Regions from separate parts of the Homo sapiens genome. Here region 2 is linked to region 1. Evidence: chromatin loops called from intact Hi-C (ENCODE). Cell type or tissue: GM12878. All regions are shown on one strand.

Region 1 (8,000 bases):
ATAAAGCAATTATCTTTAGAAAGAAAGACGGAGAGAGCCAGAAAAGGACAGATATTTTTTTGGACTCAGAAGACAGGAGGACTGAATTCAAGTCCCAGCAGAGACTCTTACAAATAAAACAAGCTACGACTGCAGACGTGGGCTAACGTACCACTCAATTTATAACCCCAGGACAAGTGGCTTTTTCAGGAAGCAGGACCCTAACATAATTTGTACTCAAACATCTGTTATTTAGCTTCTAACAGTGCCTATTTAACATACGTTGTCACATGCACAGGACCAAAACAGTGGGAATAAAATTTAAGGGATCTAGGCTCCAAATGTAGACATGGAAAAAAATACAGACGGTATCCCTCTCCTCCCCTACTTTACAAAAATTCTTTAGGAGAACTCAATCTGGAGAGATAGAAACCATATATGAAACTATAAGAAAAAAGGATAGTGTGGTAAAAGTTTACCTTAGCATTAATATTTGAATACTAGTTAATTAGGAAATGCAGTATCTGCTAATAAAAATACAGACTATATTTTCTTTAAAAAAAACTAAGAAAAATGGTTTAAAACATATTTTTCAATTTTCTCTTTTATGTGCAAACCATCACACAAACACAAATTATGTATGTTAATCTATTTCCAAGGCAGCTTCAAATACCAATGAACCCAAACTCATAAGACATAGAAAAAAAATTCAAAAACGATTTTTCTTTTCTTTCCTGACATTTGACTCTTATGACTCAATTTATTCTCCATGCTGCCATTTCAAGATTTCCTTGCTCCTCTTATCAAGGAACACTGTTTTCATTTATTTCATCTGTCTCTGTTCTGAATACATTTCCACATTGCCAGACATAAATATAAAGCCATTTAGAAACGTAACCTTACAGACATTTTATATGACAAAATGTTACCTCATAAACCAAATGTCTGAGTAACTAAAAATTTATAACTAAACTAAATGGGGCTGGGCATGAGGGCTAACGTCTGTAATCCCAGCATTTTGGGAGGCCAAGGCAGGAGTTCAAGGCCAGCCTGGCCAATGTGGTGAAACCCTGTCTCTATGAAAAATACAAAAATTAGCCAGGCATGGTGGTGCACGCCTGTAGTCCCAGCTACCAGGGGGGCTGAGGCAGGAGAATCACTTGAACCCAGAAGGTGGAGGCTGCAGTAAGCTGAGATTGTGCCACTGCACTCCAGCCTGGGCGACAGAGCGAGACTCCATCTCATAAAAAAAAATAAATAAATAAATGGAAAGATAATTTCTCATCAGATAACATGGAAAAAAGAGCTGGGCACGATGGCTCACACCTGTAATCCCAGCACACTGGGAGGCAAGAGGATCGCCTGAGGCCAGCAATTCAAGACCAGCTGGGGCAACATAGCAAGACTCTGCCTCTACAAAAATTTTAACAATTAAAAAAATATATATAAAAAATAACATGGAAAATCTAAACATAAAACAGAAACACATTTTGTGACGCATACTTCCGCTAAAATGTATATAACTGAATTTCATATTTTATGAAAATGTTTTTAAAAGTTGGCTCCTGGAAATGGAACATTTCAAGAATCAGGGAACATCCTGCTGGGGAAGTCACTTACCTCTATAAGTCTGTCTCCTGCCTTAAGTCGGCCATCCTGAATGGCCGCCCCCCGGGGGAGAATGTTTTTCACATAGATTGGAGCTGAGCCACCTATTGTTACATCTCTGGAAGTGATGCTGAATCCCAAACCTTCTGTACCTAGGTATGTGAAGGAGAAGAAAAGTAAATAAAATGAGATATCTTGAATTTTACAGGTGTATTGCACCAGTATACTCAACCTCAACTTGACATTTTGTAACTTTCACAATGGTCCACATTTCTTCTACTACTTTAAAAGTTGTAATAAATTTTTCAAAATAGACTAAATTGTGGAAGGTTTAAATGGTTTACATATCAACAGTTATTAATCTAAGAAGAAACAGCAATCTTCTCAAAGACAGATGAAAGTTAATATGTAAATATGACTGCTAAAAGTTTTTAAATCAATGTAAATCTTTGAATAGGAAATTCACTACATGAAGAAAGAAAAAAACTTCTGTTAAGACCCACAGTACCTCAAAACTCAAGTATTATTGTGCAATAATGACATCCAAATTTTAAGGGTAGGAGGTATGAGCAAGGGAAACAAAAATGTCCAGGGAGATGGAAAAGAACAGTGAAATGAGAGGTATCTCTAGATAGAGGTAATGGAACCTCCCAAAATCATAATTATTCAAAGCAGTTTACTAAGAGGATAAACCATAAACCAAATTATCTTTGCCTAGTTCACTTCTAATTCACCTAAATCTTACCATGTATATTTCCTTCACCACCCCCCACTCCCAAACAAGGCAAATTACTCAGTGAAGACTCCATCTCAGATCATGGCTACCAAATCTGGGGATCATATTATGCTTAAAGGTACTAAATTAATGATGCATTTATAAATTACTCTGATGATTCACAGAATTTAAATTCTCATTTCTTTGGCAGCTTTCTTGACAGACAGTCTTACATGCTCAATACAAAGCAGAAAAGTGTTTATATGTCACTAGAATCAAGACGCAAGAAGCCAACACGTGCCCAGGAAAAACTGGGGAGATAATGATACATTTGTAATGAATCACAACATTTTTACAATAATGATTTCTACCTAAGCTTTTTTAAAAAGTTACTTCTTAAGATATTAGTTTCCATTTCAGTTAAAATATTGTTAAGGCAAATGCTTGCTCATTATGGGAAGAATAAAGAGATCTGTAAAGGTGAAAAATCTAGAAAAGAGCACATTAATCTGATACATCACTCAGTATAAAACTGTAATGAAAAGTATAAAATATAAGTGAACAAAAAAGGGTGAATAAAAATGTAGATTAAAGAAACATTAAAGGAGAAATAAAGAAAACACTCCATAGTTATTCCTGTAGCAAAACCTACCATAGTTATTCTCAACATCAAACAAAGCATTCATTTACTTTAGTCTGAAGTCACTTTAGGGTGCTTGGACTATTAATATTTCTGATGTCTTCCATGCTGAACACCTGAATGGCATACTGTCTATATGAAATGTTTGTTATTGCTCTGGGGAGATTTTTCCATATGTCTCTGCTTTCATGAAACTCTAATGACTTGCAATAACATTTATTAAGAAAGAATTCTTAATTACTCTCCTTTTGCAATACTAACTTTTTTGAACTATGAATGCTGACTGTTGTAGGAACCTCAATACTATTAAAATATCAGCAACAACCCCTAAATCTGTAAGCTAAAAGTTCAGGCAATGACCTTTCAAGGAAAGATAAGTAGATATCAATTTTCATTTAACAAAGCCAACAAAACATTCTGCACTGACTGAAACAGATTACTGACCTTCTCCTCTGACTTTATTAAAAAGCTAATTTCTACAAAAGAGCTGGGTATTTGAGAATACCAAAATGGCAATAAATATTAAGAAATCATAATTATGGAAGCAAGTACACTGAGGCTATTCTGTTGTCATGTTATATAACATAGCTCCAAAATTAGGCCAAAGAATAATTATACTGACATCTTTTTTTGTACTAAGAGTTGATTCCAGTTTTTGAAGAACTGCTGCCACTCAAAGCACATTAGCTCACTTTGAACTGAATCTGAAGTTTAACACTGACACACCCTATGTTTTTAATGTACTTCACTAATAAATGTAATAACTTGTAAGAAAAAAATCTGCTAGCTACAAGGAAAGCCTGTTCAATTCTCCTACATTCATTATTATTAAAATATATGCATTTAGTCCTAATCAAAGATAATCAGCATTCTTCCCCACATTTATAGTAAACATAATTTTTATATAAAATATTTGTAAGTATTGGCAGCATGCACAAGCAGCATGTGCTTTTTGTCATACATTCTCACAGTTGGTAAATTAAAATCAAGATAGATCTATGGGACTCTATATCATTAAGATTACTCAAGGTCTGAAAAACACTTAAAACCATTGTTTCTCCTTTCAGTGATTAAGCATAGTCTTTCTAAATTAGCTTGTGTAAATGCAATCATATTTTTCATTAAATGCTATTAAAATAATATCTGTATTCAAAACAATGGTACCAGTTTTGTAAGTAAAATGTATCAATTTGATTTATTTATCACTTCAGACTTACTATAACATAAAAATTAGATATACTCATTATTTTCCTTTTTTTGGAGAATCTGTATTCTGTTTAATACTTTACCTTTATCTTCTCACTTCAGATTTCCTTTGTATTTCTCATTCTTTCATTAGCAAAACAATGGTACTTTTAATGGCAAATCACCTCATTTAAAAAGTTCATGTTATATCATGATTTGTCAAATATCCTAATTTTTGAAAAACCATAATTAACTAAATGAATATTGCTGTATCAGTGTAAAAAGGAAAAGATATTTATGAACCAGTATCTTTATGACAATGGTGAAGCAAAATACTGTACCTTTGTTTAGAGATATCAAGCAGAATTTTATTTTTTATACGATTCTATTTGTAGTTCTTGATATGTTTTTGGTTAAAAACAAGGGCCTGTCATTTAAGTAGAGCAAAAGGAGGAAAGAGGATGTGATATTTCTCTCATTTAGGAATTGACAGAGCTAAAGGGGTTTCTGTTGATATGACTCTGTGTTTGCAACGAGGCAAGCTGTCAACTCCTGATCATGTCAACCAAGTATTTAGAGCTTAAAAACCAGTAACCAGAAATAAGAAACTTGAGGTTCACATAAAGTTCACTGAAAGAATATGAGTTAGAAAGGAAACAGCAGTCTCAGAGTTTACAACCTTGTAAATGCTACCCCAAATGTAAAGAAGAATGGTCTGAATATCCGGATATGGAAAACATACTAGTAAGAATCTGTGGCCAACAGCCACATGACCTGAGGAAATAATGAACCTCTCTTGGAATCATTTCCATCCAACTATAAGAGTTGATGGTTGAGCCTATAAAAAAAAATATTCTTTATAATAATACCATTTTGAAAGACATGATTTAAAAATATATCAAAATGCTCAGCTAAAATGGATCAGGAACAGTAAAAGTGTATCTTGGTGCCTGGACGAAACATTGGGTGAAAATCATAAAGTCAAGTCCAATAGTTTGCACTCAACTTTGAAGGAGGCAAACTGCAAGAACATGCTCTCTATACAGAGATCCACTGTATACAGGAAGGGTACTAAAATACATAATGGATGGAAGATGTATGAAGAATCGGCAATCGACATCATGACTTCCACATCACCATAAGAAAGAGAAGCAGGCCTGGACATGGTGGCTCACTTCCATAATCCCAGCACTTTGGGAAGCCGAGGTAGAAGGACTACTTGAGGCCAGGAGTTCCAGATCAACCTGGGCAACATGGCAAGACTCCAACACAACAAAAAATTTGTAAATGAGATGGGCATGGCGGCATGTGCCTCTAGTCACAGCACTTGGAAGGCTGACATGGGGTGTTGCGGGCTACGGTGAGCTATGACTGCACCACTGCACTGTAGCCTGGGCAACAAAGAAAGGCCCTGTCTCAAAAAAAAAAAAAAAAAAAAAAAAAAAAAGAAAGAAAAAGAAAAGAGAGGAAAAGAAAAGAAAAAAAAGAAAGGGAAGTAATGCAATAATACAAGAAAACAAAAGACAAGAGTCAATGGCCTGGCTTCTCAGCAACCTACTATAAACTCCTGGCAGCCTCAAACAAATTGGTCCCTCCCCACATCAAATACTGAGATTGACGTGCACTACCTCTAAAGTCCTCCTTGAGGGCTGGACTTATACAGCAAATGGGGCAGTCAAAATGGTCAAATCCTTACTATTGTTCTGCATTTGATATTAATGTCCTGAAGCCATTTTCTTTCACAATCAAAAATTTTACTACAGTAACTGCTATCTTCTTCTCATAGACATAGTCTTATTCTCTGCACTTTTACATTTTAATTTCTACAGAGCAAAATAAACCTGAGACATATAAGAAATACAATTTGAAATATGTTAAAAGGTAAGTAACTTTAAAAAATCTATCAGTTCTTTCACAAAATAATTAGATAAGACTCAGGGTGCTTTGGGTTAGTAGGTTGACTTTTAAAATAAATTCCATTTCTACCCTTGTGTGTTGCTGCTAAGAAAAGAAATTCCACAAAACAAAAACAGGATAGGTCGTACCTTTCTTAAGCTGGATATTAAGCCTCTTGCCTATTTTTTTGGTGTTATAACCACTGCTTACAGTCGTACTAAATACATTCTGAGGTGCCGAGGCTGGAGCGGATGGTGGTTTTCCCGAGGGGTGTGCGCTATGAGGTAGTCTTGAGTGAGAGTCTATCTGCTCAGGCGGGTGGTTCAGTCGGGGTGCTCTCTGCACCGTGTGAAGCCCTGCACTGTTCACACTCCTGTTGTCAATATACTGGCTGTCAGGGCTAAAACGGCTTGAATAGTAATTGTTCTTCTCACTTTGGGATAGTTGTTCATACTGCTCTTTATTTGCTGCAGGAACCACATGGAACCAAATGATGGGTGTACGCATGGCTTGGCGAAACATATGTTGTGCTCTGGGTTTGAGAAAGAATAGAAAATTAGCAAATTAAGACTGGCAGACTAGAAGATATTATGAGCTTAATTAAGTTTACTAATTAAGCAATAAGAACTGACAGGCTGTTGAAATTGAAAAGCAAAATTCTAATAACCCATTTATCAATCAAGTTTGCAGCTCTGATCTATCAATAGCTGTTTCTTCAAATATAAATTTCTCATTCTCTCAATAAAAATAGAAAAATTATCTACAACTACAGATAAAATTCTGTCCTCTCAACTGTAAATCATTAAACATGTTTTAAGTATAACAAGTATTATAATTTCAATAATAGAAACCAAATGGAACATTCTCTCTACAACATTGTCTAATACAACTTGTAGACATTACAAAATACTTCAATTTAAGTTTTCAAAGAAAGACAGAGCTTTATAATTATATTTAGAATATTGGATTGGGTTAGATGTGTATTTAAAATTTTTAAAATACACACACACACACACACACACTTAGAAGACTATAGAAAGTAACTATTAATTATTTATTAAGTTGGTATATGTAAAAATCTCAAGAACAGCAATCCAGGCTCAATAATTCAAAATGTTGACAGCTGTGGGTCACAGTGCACCCATACAACCAGCCTGGGAAGCAGCTCTTTCTCATGCTGGTTCCCTGGTCAGGACCTCAAGTTCTTAAGAGTTCTGTTTGCTCCTGCCTTGTTTTATAAGAACTGGCCAACTGTTATGTTTTTCATTGACTAAGGGCCTGAATCAAGATAAAGTGTATCTGAATACAACCCAATATTGTATCTGAATACAACCCAAGATAAAGTGTATCTGAATACAACCTCAAGCAGATACAAACAGCTTTATCTGCTTGTTTGTATCTAGAGAAACTGTGTGCAGCAAAGGTGGACGGGTGAGTTAAAGTATGATAAAAATGGGCACACTGTCAATTTTCCAAAAGGAGAGGAACCAGCAAAATTGTAAAGTTGAAATGGGGGCCATAATACTTAAGAAGAGCTATATCCATCAGAGGACATTTTGAAATATAGTCTAATGGTATTAATTACTGAGTATGTTTAAATTTTTAAAAGCTAATGGCAGAAAATATTCCTCTCCAGTATACAGACTGAGATCACAGACATGTTTGAAGCATTTCAACTGACTGCACTCTGTCATGCCTAATGCAAGTAAGAACAGAAGTGCAGCGAGCACACACTTACTGTTCAAATCTTCTATTTCGAAGGTCGCCATCATTAATCCTGACAATGCAATCATTCTCACGAAAAAGATTTTCATGTTCAGCTTTACCACCTTTCTCCAATCGTTTTACTAATAACCCCAGGGTTCTGGAACATTAAGAATGCAAATGATTACACATGTAATATCTCCACCATGCACACTGCCTTACCACTTTAATGCTGTTATTATATTTACAAAGATGTCCTTACAAAGGAGCATG
Region 2 (8,000 bases), 220 kb before region 1:
CAATCCATAAACGACACATTGTTCACATCTCGCCAAGTCATAACTGATGTTATAAAGGGTTGAAAAGCTTCAATTTAAAAAAATACAGGCATCCTCTCCTTTTCACCACAATGTGTTCTTAGAAACCACACCATAAAGTGGATCAGATTTTCCCATAGGAGCAATGTTATAATTGGAGGTTATGTTTCTGACCAAGGAGTTGGCTCCATGATATGGCAACAATGGATCACACAGGCAAAGATATAATATCTCTAAATCTTTATAGTAACTTTAATAGTAAAAGTAGATTGCAAGTACCACAAGACGGCTTTAAATATATTCTGTTACTTATTCAAGAGACCTCAAGATTCTATAAAATATACATATATAGTACTAAGGAATTTTTAGAACTTTGGCAAATGAACATGCTAATAACTAAATATTATAATACTTTTGCCTTTTCTTAAAAGACCAAAAATGGCTCTGCAGAGGTCTTAGATCCGAGTTCTTGAAGAGGAAGAAGGATGTCTTCTGGTTGAACCCTTTAATTTTACCCCAGAGACCCAATGTGCTTCTTATGTGATTTTTCACAAGATCTTTCTTTTACTTTGGAAAAATTTCCCTGTAGCTAGCAGAGACTTAAAAAAAAATTCCATCAACCTTAGAACTACAGTCTTGCATTGTTTAACAATGCAGCTACATCCTGAGAAATGGGTTGTTAGGCAATATCATCATGTGAATATGATAAGAGTATACTTATATGAACATAGATGATGTAGTCTACTACCCAGCTAGGCTGTATGGTGTAGCCTATTGCTCCTAGGCAGCAAACCTGTACAGCATGTGAGTGCACTGAATACTGCAGGCAATTGGAACATAATGGTATTTGTGTATCTAAATATATCTACATATAGAAAAGGTACAGTACAAATGTGGTATTATAATCTTATGGAACCACTGTGATATGTGCAGTCTGTCATTGACTGACATGTGGTTATATGGCACAGAACTGTATTCCAAAATGCTAGAGCCAGGTCACAGATTGCATCATTAAGTACTTCAATGTGTGCTGATCTCTATCATGGCATCTAATACTTTATGTTTTTTTCAAAAGGATTATTCAATCATTTCCCAGATAATTGATAGAACTGGCATAGAACAGTATCCAGTCTGTACTTGGATTGTTTGCTTTCCTGTTTTCCCATGCAGACAACTGGCCGTACATAGCACTGAATGGAAGGTTAAAGGCAGAGAAAAGTAAGATGTAGGTGTTAATTATATGTTGTGGGATGAGTGACAGAATTAAAGAGCATTCCAATGATAAGGTAGCCTTGTGATTATCAGGACCAACCTCTTCGCTTTACTGATGAGGAAACTGAGGCCCAGAGAGATCCAGTGACATGACAAAGCTAATAAACTAGGCAGATGGCTGACTTGGAGCAATGCAGAAGTATAGGTCCCTGCCCAGGGCTACTTCAGCTTGGCTAATATTCTAACATTCAACTGCTAAAGTCTTCCTGATTCACAGAAATTGGGGGAAAACTTTTTTTTTGAAACAGTGTTTTCCTCTATCACCCTGGCTGAAGTACACTGAGTATACACGGATGCAATCAAAGCTCACTGCAGCCTTAAACTCCTGGGATCAGGCAATCCTCCCACCTCAGCCTCCTGAGAGGCCGCAAGTGATCCTCCCAACTTGGCTTCTTAAAGTGCTGGAATTACAGGTGTGAGATACTGCGCCTGTCCAGGAGCCATTTTAATCTGTGTCATATTTGAATTAGGGGAGAGCTCTCCCTCACACACACACATACATATTCATGAGTGCAGAGACACACACACGTATAATAAACTTTTAGTCCATAATATGAACATAAAGTAAACCTGATACTATTTCTTATTTCACATGGGACCAGACAATTGAAGTCCTTAATGTACAGTATTACAAGATTAGTACATTTGAATTATCATAAACAACAAAAAGAAACCATCCTTTGGCCATTTAAATTCAGATCCCCTCAGAGCAAGCCAAATTTACATAACTCCATTGTCCACACTGTATCTTTTATCAGTAGTCAGTTTAATTCAAACGTCTTGTAGAAAAGATGAATTAAATATTCATCAAAGTCCAGAGAATTTTAAGCATCTATTCCATTATCTTAAATGGAACTGCAGACAAAACACCAAAGTGAACCTCTTTTTTCCCCCTTACCCTTCAACATAAATAAGGCTTTTAGTGTTTCCCCTTATGGTGTAACTCATACCAAATGATGACACTATTTACAGTATCTTCTTTAAAAGGGCATAGCTCCTATGCTTATTTCAATTAAAGCCCTTGTGCAATTATGCTTTCAAGAAACAATTAACAGAGGAAAAAACCATTTCCCTCACTCCGGCCTTTTAGAATTGGGAAGTGAGTACCCTTTCTTACCACTAGCGGCATTGAAGTAATTATTTAATGTTAAGGTTCAATTCCTTGGGTGTAAATTTTGGTTTTAGTTGACACTAAAAAGAAACATCAATTTATTAGGAGATAAAACTTGTTCTCCAGTAATGGAGCAGCTGCATCCATAAATTTATTGCAGTTTAATGTTCTCACACATAAAGCAATTAGAGTTTTCTGATGAACAGACTTTGCTACTAAATGATCATGTGTATCGTGGTGAGGATGGCCTGTGAGACTGGAAAGTAGAATGTGAGGCTTCCATGAAAAAAACTGCAGAAATGTAAAACAATAATACTACTAATAATACGTGTTGGGCAAATACAAGTGAGACCCTCTCCTCCATCCATGAGTTTGAATGAAAAGAAATGCTGCAAATTTAGCAGTCATGGTGAACGCCCACACTGCAGCTTTCCTGGCAACAGACTCACTTAATGATGCCTGGAATGAAGCCTGCTTGGATCCTGAGCAAGGGAGGATACAAACACCTTATCTTTAAGATAAGCATCACCTGATTTTCCTCATCAACAAGGAACAACAGTAGACAGGTGAGCAGTTTAAAAGTAATTCCAATTGCTGAATATCTAGGTCATACTTGCCCTGTAGAAGACTAAAGCGCATTCATGGAAGATTTTGTTTCTCCCCAGACAGTGCCCTCATCTTTCACATACCACCTCTCACGTTTCGAGAGAGAGACAGAGAGATTTATTTCTTTGCATCCATCCCTTCCCCTCCCCTGCAACACTATTCTGCCAATGTAGTAACTACCTCCAGGTGTTGAAACTCATGGGTTCTGCCTGAGCATGTTTCTTTCCCGGTTAATTTGGGAAGACTGATTGAGACTTAGAACTACTATAAACATATTTTTGTAATTTGTAGTGACAATTACCATTGTTATTTACTAAGCACCTACTAAATGCCAGGCATTATGTAAATTGTTGAGAATACAGAGGTGTGACAATGGTTCCTATACTCAATGGTCAGGTAACAATAATAGACAAGACATTAAGTGATAAAGTTAGTGTATGATTTTGGGGAAAATAAGAGGAGGGAGTGATCATTTCTTAAGGAAATGGTACAGACCAGGCCAGATGCATTTCCATAGGTTCCCTAAATTTGGGCTGGGTTTGGAGTGAGGAATTGAAGTCAGGTTGAGCGGTCAGCCTATGTGAAGGGAAGGCAGGTTTAAGAAGTACCAAGTGGTTCCAGGGGTTTCTGGACTGGGGACTGATTATTCTTTTAAAAGAGGCTGCTGAAATGTCCAAATAAATAAGACAGATCGAACACATCTATGCAGCCTCGACGCTCTTCTAAAACCCCACCAAAATGCCAGCAAAGACATAAAAAGTCTTCAAATCACTCAGATAACAAGAATAACAATAGAGGAGACTACAGCAAATGAAAGATAACATTTTAGGAGCTGTAAGGCTAATGGATGGGGCTTAGTTAGCATATTGGAAAATGTAGAACCCTAAGCTTACATGAAGGGATAAACGGCTACGTGTTGGTTCAGCAGAACCCCAGAAAGACTTGGGAATTGGAGGTACTGGGTACCTCTGAAGAAGGGTGATGGGTCAGGGCAGAAGATGAACTTTTGGGCATTTTTGCTTTTCACAGCTTTTTTTTCTTTCATCATCTTCAGAAACCACAAGCCCTCTAAAAATGTGTGTGTGTGTGTGTGTGTGTGTGTGTGTGTGTGTGTAGCATATATATTTATATTAATTTTATTTTGCTCTCGTGGCAGCAACAACAGGATCAATGAAAGGAGCACAGTGAAGCAGTACTGACCATGGGGGGTCATGCAGACGCTCTGAGAATTGAGCATCTATTGCTGGGACCACTGTATTCAGAGGCAGGAGGCAGATGCAACACGGTCCACTCACAATGCACAACCTGTGGCTTGGTTGACTTACAAAAGCAGTACAACAAACACAGCTATTTAGCACAGTCTGAGAGGTCACAGCTCCCACCTGATCTGGAGGCTGCTCCCACTCTGATAATTTTAAGACAGTACTTTCAGCAGGAAGTGGGAAGCCTATGCATGCCATGTGACCTCAAGGCTACAGATAAGTATTAAATTGGATGACTGATTCTCATATTTTTCTGATTATTATTGTTTTTAGAGACAGAATCTAACTGTCACCCAGGGTGGAGTGCAGTGGTGCTATCATAGCTCACTGTAACCTCGAACTCCTGGACTCAAGCAATCTTCCTGCCTCGGCCTCCCAAGTAGCTGGGACTACAGGTACAAGCCACTAATTTTTTCATATTTTTAGAGATGGGGTCTTGTTATATTGTCCAGGCAGGTCTCAGACTCCAGGGCTCCAGTGATCCTGCTTCCTTGGCCTCCCAAAGTGCTAGAATTACAGGTGTGAGTCACCATGCCTGGCCATGAATCTCATATTTTTATAAAGCAGCCATGTGTTCTAGATTTTGCTGAACATCACAATTTCCAATACTCTAATGCTCATAAAGAGACGGCTCATGGTCAAACTAAAGGTATAATTTTTAAGTTTTTTAAGTTGGAACAAAATGGTCAATAGGAGGTAAGAACTTAAAAGGAAAGGGTTTGTTTGCAAGTGCTCCCACAAGAAAACTCGGAAGCGATGAACAAGAGTCACCACTTCACTTGCATGAGAAAGTTCCTCATGGTACCCCTAAGTCAAGCCCTCACTAAGAGCGCGGCTGCTGGCACTGTGGTCCCACTTTGAGGAGCAGCCTCCCAGAGCTCGCCCAGGCCCCTGCAGCTTCCATGCTCTTCTCATGAGACCAAACGACTGCCCAGACACTTAGTAAATTCCTTGTATCTTTGGTTTATATGAAAGGAAAACAGCTTCTGCACATTTCATCTTACTATAAATACCCAAGTGAAGAAAAAAGGTAACCATGAAGGCTCATCCCACTCAATTTATTCCTGTTGGCATTCTTTCAGTGGAAAAAAGGAGGGGAAAAAAAACCCTGCCCTTGAGTAGGAATGCAACATGTAAAAACCTGTGCTGAATCATGAACATGATTATTGTATGAGAAGATTCAAACTGAATTGTAAAAACCTCATTTTATAGCTGCTTAAAAACCCTGAGAATAGTTGTACATGGATCTCAGCAAACGTACAAAAGAACACGCGTTATCAAGGCAGAGATCTGCACACTTGCTAGGGAAGACAAGGGTGATGCGGGGGCAGAAGATCCTGGCTTGGACAAGGCAAGGTTCCAAGGATGAAAATATCCCTCTGCTGGCTGAGTCAGATGCATCCACACATCTGAGTGCCCTCTGTGCTCAGCTGTCTTAGATTCATGCTGCGTTGTAGCTGTTTGTTTACTGGACTTGCCTCTCTCCGGAATTAAGAAGTCAGATTTTGAGGGCAGGGAGCCAGTCATATTCACCTTTGTTTCCTTAGCCCTGATGCCAGTGTCAGACAAGTAAGCGCCCCATGAACTCAAATAAATAAAGACCTCTGATCTACATTGTCCAGCCATGTGCACCTTTTTCTCCATTTTTTCTTCTTTTACAAGTATTTATATTCTCTGCACCTCCTAACACAGATTATCATGAGTCCATGTACAATAATTTTCCCCATAAAACTAACTAGCAAGGATTCCCTATTCCCAAATCTGCAAATTTCACAATAAAACTGTTTTGTGTGTGATTCTTCTACCAAACTTGTGACTCATATTTAAAATCTGAAACCATCATCTGCTTCCTATAGAGGGTTCCCTATTCCCAATGACACATGCCCAAATGAAGCACTTGTTTTTCATGGTTCTGATACACATAAAACGGTGACATAAAACATATGACAAAACAAGCATAATACTGTTATGGAAAGAGATGTTGGAAAATTAGAAAAAGAATTCTGTTTATTGTGTTAACTACAATTCTAACCCAGGATTTTTCAAACTTTGACCACAACCTACAATAAAAGCGCTATATTTCATGTAGCAACCAGCACAAATGTACATAAATATAAAACTGCAACAGATTATGAAATAAAACCATTTCTATTTCCAACATACTCAAACATTTTCTATTCCTTTTACCTCATTCTCTTTAAACATTGCTGATGTCAGCCTACTCAGACAATTTCAAAGCCTGACAATGCAAGGTAACTCATGCCTGTAATCCCAGCACTTTAGGAGGTTGAGGCAGGAGGATCTCTTGAAGCCCAGAGTTTGAAACCAGCCTGGACAATGAAGCAAGACTTCGTTTCTCCAAATAAAAAACAAACAAACAAAAACCACAAAAGAGAGAGAGAGAAAAGACAAATTAGAGTCACCAAGACCCATGAGGTAGGAGACAACTTTAATGGGAGGCATTAAAGAACCTAGAATCTTCTGAAGTCATCTCTTTCCATTTCTTCTCTCTTTGGCATCTCCACTCCTGTGGTTTTCTTGGATAGCTTCTGTGTGTTTGATTCACGATTCTTTTCCATTTCATGTTACCCATGTGGCTAAGGCTAGGGTGAAAGCTAAGCAAGACGCAGGGTGGAACCCATGGAGATCTAAAGAAGCGACTGCTGCCCAGGCCTGACTGGGTCAGTACAGCTTCATTCAGAAAGGCAAGAGGAAGACTTCCAGCCCATCTATAAGAAACCGGGTCCCAAGCCCTGGCTAGTGAGAAAGAGTGTGTATATGGCAACTATCTCTGTGATGATTCTCCTAGAACGCTGTCCAACACAACTGTCTGCCATGATGGAAGTGTTCCATATCACTAGTTACTGTGGTTACCACTAGCTACAAGTGGCTATTAAGCACTTGATGTGTGACTAATTCAACAAAGGAATGAATTCTTAGATGTATTTAATTTTAATTAATTGAAAGCTAAAGAGCCAAATGTGGCTGTGACTTCCATTGTGGACAGACATAGCCCTTGAACCTATCAAAGATGGGTAAGAGAAGTGAGGTTGAAAGGCTTTGGGACAAGTCAGAATTTGAAGACATTGATGCTGCCCATATCTTTCCATCAGATATTTCCAAGGATGAAGACTGAATTGCAGCATTTTGCATTCTCAAATCTTGAAAAAGAAACAAGAATTTATGGAACCAAACAACCACAGAGATTCAACTATGAAATGTATTCACTGGTAATAAACAATTCCTTTCAACTAGAACTTCAGTGAAAGGTGCTGTACAAACAGTTGCATATTCTTTTAACTTGAGGGGAGGCAAGAATCTAGTTCATTCTGAAGTTTTGGAAAGACCTAGGTTTTAGATTCTGCATTGTCACTGATTCGCTAAAGACCTGGAGGAGGTTATACGTGTTCTCTTTAGCTTCTACTGCTACTCATGGGCTGTTGAGTAGCAAATGAGTTGGTGTAAGTAGGGAAAGCACTCAATGCTGTGGTTTATGGTAGTTATTCACAACAGTCAATAGTGTGTGCACTCAGGCAGATTTGCAAATAACTCTTTCACTCTGCCTTAGGATAACTACCCATTAAATCACATAGGTAGAAAGAAGGCCAAGTTTATTCATTTTACATCCCTGTAACTCCCAAGAAATGTTGAGGTAATCAAAAAATTGTGGGAGATAGGATAATCTGAATAGCAAATGTTCCAACTTCTAACATCTAGGCAACTAGTAAGTC

What was found. Peaks named below come from ENCODE experiments on the same cell type or tissue, not always from the same donor. Only the 100,000 strongest peaks of a DNase experiment are listed, where the experiment ranks them.
Region 2: it touches region 1 in a loop (1.9-fold over the local background); 1 of 110 quality-filtered maps calls a loop at or near these places.

The regions. Positions count from the first base shown.
Region 1 is chr10:34,376,368-34,384,367 of GRCh38, forward strand. PARD3 (par-3 family cell polarity regulator) reads right to left here. Exons shown (of 25, transcript NM_001184785.2): 8 at 7,762-7,887; 9 at 6,173-6,555; 10 at 1,600-1,739. Among named protein-coding and RNA genes, the nearest start is that of PARD3, 430 kb to the right of the region's middle. RefSeq lists an enhancer at 4,610-4,739. In GM12878, no CTCF peak of the experiment used is centred here; a DNase peak (open chromatin) is centred at 4,664.
Region 2 is chr10:34,151,587-34,159,586 of GRCh38, forward strand. All of the region lies in intron 22 of PARD3 (par-3 family cell polarity regulator), which reads right to left. Among named protein-coding and RNA genes, the nearest start is that of LINC02629, 250 kb to the left of the region's middle. In GM12878, no CTCF peak of the experiment used is centred here; no DNase peak of the experiment used is centred here.